Regions from separate parts of the Homo sapiens genome. Here region 1 is linked to region 2. Evidence: read pairs that join two places in POLR2A ChIA-PET (ENCODE). Cell type or tissue: GM12878. All regions are shown on one strand. Links, peaks and the distances in the headings refer to the core of each region. The heading gives the core; the rest is flanking DNA. Region 1 overlaps CCDC50 (coiled-coil domain containing 50). Region 2 has its middle 200 kb from the start of FGF12-AS1.

The links. Peaks named below come from ENCODE experiments on the same cell type or tissue, not always from the same donor. Only the 100,000 strongest peaks of a DNase experiment are listed, where the experiment ranks them.
Region 1: POLR2A ChIA-PET joins it to region 2 with 6 read pairs; 1 of 35 experiments calls an interaction of 5 or more read pairs at or near these places.

The regions. Positions count from the first base shown.
Region 1 is chr3:191,359,599-191,362,515 of GRCh38, reverse strand. CCDC50 (coiled-coil domain containing 50) reads right to left here. Exons shown (of 12, transcript NM_178335.3): 4 at 1,357-1,447. Among named protein-coding and RNA genes, the nearest start is that of UTS2B, 31 kb to the right of the region's middle. In GM12878, for the core only: no CTCF peak of the experiment used is centred there; no DNase peak of the experiment used is centred there; H3K27ac peaks cover 70 bases.
Region 2 is chr3:192,041,089-192,044,005 of GRCh38, reverse strand. No RefSeq gene overlaps it. Among named protein-coding and RNA genes, the nearest start is that of FGF12-AS1, 200 kb to the left of the region's middle. In GM12878, for the core only: no CTCF peak of the experiment used is centred there; a DNase peak (open chromatin) is centred at 1,695; H3K27ac peaks cover 1,186 bases.

The DNA.
Region 1 (2,917 bases), core at 297-2,796, 680 kb after region 2:
GTGACCAAGTACAGCATAACAGGTGTGAAAGCAGGGTAGCATAGAAATGATGTAAAATGAAATAAATTGTTCATAAGAAGTGCTGAAACTAAGCTGGGCACAGGGGCTCATGCCAGTAATTCCAGTGCTTTGGGAGGCTGAGGCAGGAAGACAGCTTGAGCACAGGAGTTTGAAACCAGCCTGGGCAACATAGTGAGACCTCGTCTCTACAAAAAAAAAAATGTTTAAATATTAGCCAAGTGTGGGCGCGTGTGCCTGTAGTCCCAGCTACTCAAGAGGCAGAGAGGATCACTTAAGCCTGGGAGGCGGAGATTGCAGTAAGATCACACCACTGCACTCCACCCTGGGTGATGGAGCAAAACACTGTCAAAAAATAATTTAAAAAAAGGGCTGAAAATAATAACACAAAAGGAAATAATAGCTGATGGTAAATTCAAGTCTTCTCACAAACCAAACACTATTAGTAATTTTAGTCATTTTCAGCCTTAAAAACACTATGACTTAAAAATATATACAGAATCAAACTGATTAGTTTTTTTTAACCAACAGATCAGAGGAAAGGGAAACCTTTAAGAAAAAGAGAAAGAACGAGAGCAATGCCTGCTCCTGGCCTCTCCCAAGGACTACTCCCTGGCTCCTGTGCAGGCCCCACTCAAAAGTCTGCTCTCTCTAATGCTGCAAGAACAACCCAGGGACAGACACCTTGTAGTAAGCTGAATAGTGTGCCCTCTCTAAATTCATTTCTATCCAAACCTCAAAATGTGACCTTATTTGGAAACAGTCTTTGCAGATGTAATTAGTTAAGCTGAGGTCATACTGGATTAGGGTGAGTCCTCAATTCAATGACTGATGTCCTTGCAGGAAGACAAGAAGACACAAAGATACAGACAGAGAATAAAGCCATGTGACAATGGAGGCAGAGACTGAAGTGATGCAGATACAAGCCAAGGAATGCCAAAGATTGCCAGGAGTCAGGAGCTAGGAAGAGGCAAGGAAGGATCCTTCCCAAGAGGTAGCGTGACCCTGCCAACACTTCAGATTTTAGACTTCTAGCCTCCAGAACTCTAAGACAATAAATTTCTGTTAAGCCAAGTTTGCAGAGTAATTTGTAACGGCAGTCATAGGAAACTAACTCACATCATATGTGAAATTATCCATTATCTCTCAAGACTTTTACCATTTACATAATCAAGAGGCTATAAATCATGGTCCACAGAGGAAAATGCAGCCCAAATAAGAGGCATTCTGCTTCCCATTCAGAAACCCTTCATTGAGCCCGTGACCTACAGAAAGTTTTTGCTCTAAAGCTGAGCACCCCTTTCTCCATGAGGGAGAGGGGCAGTAACTAAGTTATACCTCATCCTTCTTCTCCTGAATGCGTCGTCTCTCTGCCTCAATAGCCAGCTTCTCCTGAATTTCCTGAGCAATTTCACAGTCTTGTTGTTCACTAAAAAGCAAAGGTGAAAACATGAATAAGGAAAATAAAAAATAATGTATTTCCTAAAAGTAATAAATACAATTTATTGAATACTCACTATATGAGAAGTACATTATTTTTCTCACTTTATCTTCAAGATAAAGATGCAAAGAGGCTGACACGGTCACATTTACAGATGAGAAAACTAAGGTCCAGGGAAGTTGCATCATTTTCTCAAGATCACAACGAAAATATGTGGTAGAACTGGAATCTGATCATCACACCCAACAATGGAAAACTCCACACCTCTTCTATACCACCTATCACTTCACCCCACTGGGGCCTGTTTGACGGTCCTGCCTCTACCACTAATAACCACAAATCATTCTCTGTCATGCCATGTTATAAGCTATAAAAAAGTGTACACTTAGTAACTTCACATTACAGGTCTAATATCATAGTATTCTTATCTATTCAAACCAAAGAAATGAAAATAAACAAAAATCTACTCAGACCAATTGCTATTTATATTTCTTCTTTTCCTTCACTCATTGTAATAATTAAGAATCATACACAAAATCACGGACTTAGTTTTCAAAAGCCTCTGTCTTCATTCAAGCCTCTACCTGAACCTCCCAAATTAATGTAAAATCTGTATAGAATTAATTGACTAATAACTACATTGGATGTGATAATAAGTGGGAAGAAAGTAGAAGCACCGTAGAGAAGGCAAACCCAAATGAAGTGTTAAAGGTCACAAGTGACACAGAAGATGTATCTCCTGGTACAGAAAATAAATAAGTGAAGCTTCATCTGAGTTTAATGATTTCAAACCATATTTCCAAGAAGTACCATCTCTGGTTCAGTCAGCTAATTATACAGACTCCTGGGAAAGCGAAACTGAGAAAGCAGTAGTAAACAAGCGGTAATCCTGACTTACGGCAGCCCGGGTATCCAGACTGAATAAAAGGTTCCAGTTCAATGAAAACTGCAGCATTTCATCCTTCCCAAGATGTACAGCTATTAAAATTGCCAGGGAGTGAACTGAAAGACTTCCCTTCTAGCTTACTTATTTCATCCAGGAACAATTTCAAAACCTTGAAGTCTCAGGCAGAAATATAATACCCGGTTCTTCTCTCCTTTAGGACCTATAAAATATCACTCTCTACTCCTGATTTATATTTGAGTGGTTTGTCTTGATAATTTCTGAAAAAGCTCATTATACTGTTATTAACCTAATTCAGGATTTTAAACATCTGCATCAACCTCAGAACTGGCCTTTCTAACAGAGAATTGTGAATAATGTAAAGGGCAATGAATTTAGAACTCTAGAACATTCTAGCTTTGGTTCTCACCTTAACCTGTGACACTGAGCCTCATAACATCTCAAATATCTCTCCTCCTCTTTACATCTCCATTACCATGACCTTCAATTTAGGCCTCATCATCTCCTTCCTCTCTGTCACCACTGTCCTCATTCAAGCCTCACCATCTCTTAAT
Region 2 (2,917 bases), core at 238-2,737:
TACTGTGGCCAAGCTGGTATATAAGCTGATTTTTCATTCTTATGAAAGTGCTTTTTGTGAGGATAGCTGATCAATTTGGCATTTCTGCAAGGAGGACAATTGATGGAGGCTTCTAGTTGGCCATCCTGCTGCACCTCCCACATATGTCATTTTAAATATCCTAATAACCACATTAAAAAAAGCAAAAAGAATTAGTGAAACCCATTTCAACAATATATTTCATTAAACTCAATCTATCCAAAATATTACTATTTCAACATATAACTGCTATAAATTCATTACTGAGATATTTTACATTTTTTCATACTACATTTTCTAAATCCACTCTGTGTTTCACTCTTTAAACCCGTCTCAGTTAGAACTAGTCACACTTCAAGTGCTCAACAGCCACGTGTCACTACTGGCTACTGTATTAGACAGCACACATCTGTATTATTGAATTGGGTATTAGACAGCACACGTCTGTATTGTTGAATTGTGTAACTGTGGACTTGCATGTGTTTATCAAAATTAGCTATTAGAAAATCTTTGTGGCCGAGTGTGGTGGCTCACGCCTATAATCCCAGCACTTTGGGAGGCTGAGGCGAGTGGATCACAAGGTCAGGAGCTCGAGATTAGCCTGGCAAACATGGTGAAACCCCGTCTATACTAAAAATACAAAAATTAGCCAGGTGTGGTGGCAGGTGCCTATAATCCCAGCTACTCAGGAGGCTGAGGCAGGAGAATTGCCTGAACCCAGGAGGCGGAGGTTGCGTGAGCCGAGATCGCGCCACTGCACTCTACCCTGGGTGACAGAGCAAGGCACCATCCCCCACCATAAAAACAAAAACAAAAACAAAAACAAAAAAAACTTTGTTATTAACTTACCCTTATCCCTTCATTCAGCTTACGCTAGGTATCTGTATTCGTTTCCAATTTTTTCTTTTTCTTTTTTTTTTAACAGATCACCTCAAATTTAGTAACTTCCAACAACACAACTTTATTATCTTACAGTTTTAAAGATCAGAAATTTGAAATTGGTCAGCAGGGCTGTATTTCTCCTGAGAGCTGTAGGAGAGAATGAGTTCCTTGCCTTTTTCAGCTTCTAGAGGCTGCCTTTTTTTTTTTTCTTTTTTCAGTTTGTGGCAGCATCACTCCAATCTCTTCTCCCATGGTCATGTCTCTTTCTCTGACTCTGGCTCAAATGTCCCACTCTCGTAAAGACCTTGGTGATTATGTTGGGCCTACCTGGATAATCCCAAGACAACCTCCTCATCACAAGATCCTTAATTTAATTGTGTCTGCAAAGTCCATTTTGCCATGTAAGGAAATAAATTCATAGATTTTGTTGGTGAAGAAATGGGCATATTTAGGGAAGACAGCCTACCTACCACAGTACTCAATCTGTTCAAGGCTAGATCAAGTCTAGAAAATTGTCCAGGAACTATTTATAGAATTTTTAGTTCTAGCTCAAGGACCTAGGGTTCGGATTCAAAAAATGACAACGGTATTCATGTAGTCCTTTGCCACGAATGTGTCTAAAATAATAATAAAAAGATCTCTCATTTTGTGAAATGCAGTAACCCATAAAAACGCCTTTAGTGATTAGTCATGGACAAATGTGTCAGTTCCCAAATTGTGTTCACTTTGTGCAGCTCTGCTTATTTTTAGCTGTTTGTACACCTGGTTTCATAATTTGTCTATCTTCAGCCACTCCAATTCTAGTCTCTCTTGCTGTCTCACTTCCCTTTTCATGAGACCTCATTTGATTCTTCAAATGTGCCCTATTTTCTCCAACCCAGGACCTTTGCATATGCCTTCTTTTTTTGCCCGAAGGACTCTTTACCTACCTCTTTAACTAATAATGGTTTTAAGAAATTTTTAAAGGCATAGAACCAATTAATTTCTCACCTTGTCTTTCTCTTTCTTTCATTAAGTAATCATTAGATTGAATTGATCACTCCAGTGTGTATGTTGGGCAAGCATAAGACAGAGGCCTCTGGTTACAGAATCTTAAGAGTTGTTTTCCTTACTCCAAGCCCAGTCAGAGACAGGCAACTGTTCCTAGACTACTCTTCTACAAAACGATCAGCCATGTATGAGTTCAGACGTTATGTAGGGATCTCAATTCCAATTCTTCATTTTATATGAATATAAAGGCCTCCTCTGCTTTCGATATGTGGGCATCAGAGAAGAAGTCCCAGAGATATAAAGCCCATAGTCTCTGTTGGCAGGGTCTGCTTCTGTTTACATTGTTTTGTGTTGTGTGTTGTCCTTGAACTTCATTTCTTTTCTGTTCTGTTCTCTTTTTTCTTTCCTTGTCTTCCTTCCTTCCTACTTTCTTCCTTCCTTCCTTCCTTCCTTCCTTCCTTCCTTCCTTCCTTCCTTCCTTCTTTCTTTCTTTCTTTCTTTTCTTTCTCTTTTTCTTTCTTTCTTTTTCTTTTTTTTTTTTTGACGGAGTTTTGCTCTTGTTGCCCAGGCTGGAGTGCAATGGCACGATCTCACTTCACTGCTACCTCTGTCTCCCAGGTTCAAGCGATTCTCCTGCCTCAGCCTCCCGAGTAGCTGGCATTACAGTTGCCCTTCACCATGCCCGGCTAATTTTTTTGTATATTCAGTAGAGACGGGGTTTCACCATGTTGGCCAGGCTGGTCTCAAACTCTTAACCTCAGGTTTCCACCCACCTAGGCCTCCCAAAGTGCTGGGATTGCAGGCATGAGCCACCGAGCCCAGCCTGTCCTTGCATTTCTTATCAGCTGGGATTTCTCTTTTTTGCAAACTCAGCTACTCAGCTATAGATGTAAAAGGATGTTCGCTATATCTTATAGTACATTTCTAGATTGTTTGCTGAGCATTTCTCTGTTTTTCTTCTACATTCCAAGAACAAGAAGTCTCCAGCACTCATTTATTTTCATTTATGTTCTGTAACTTAATTCTA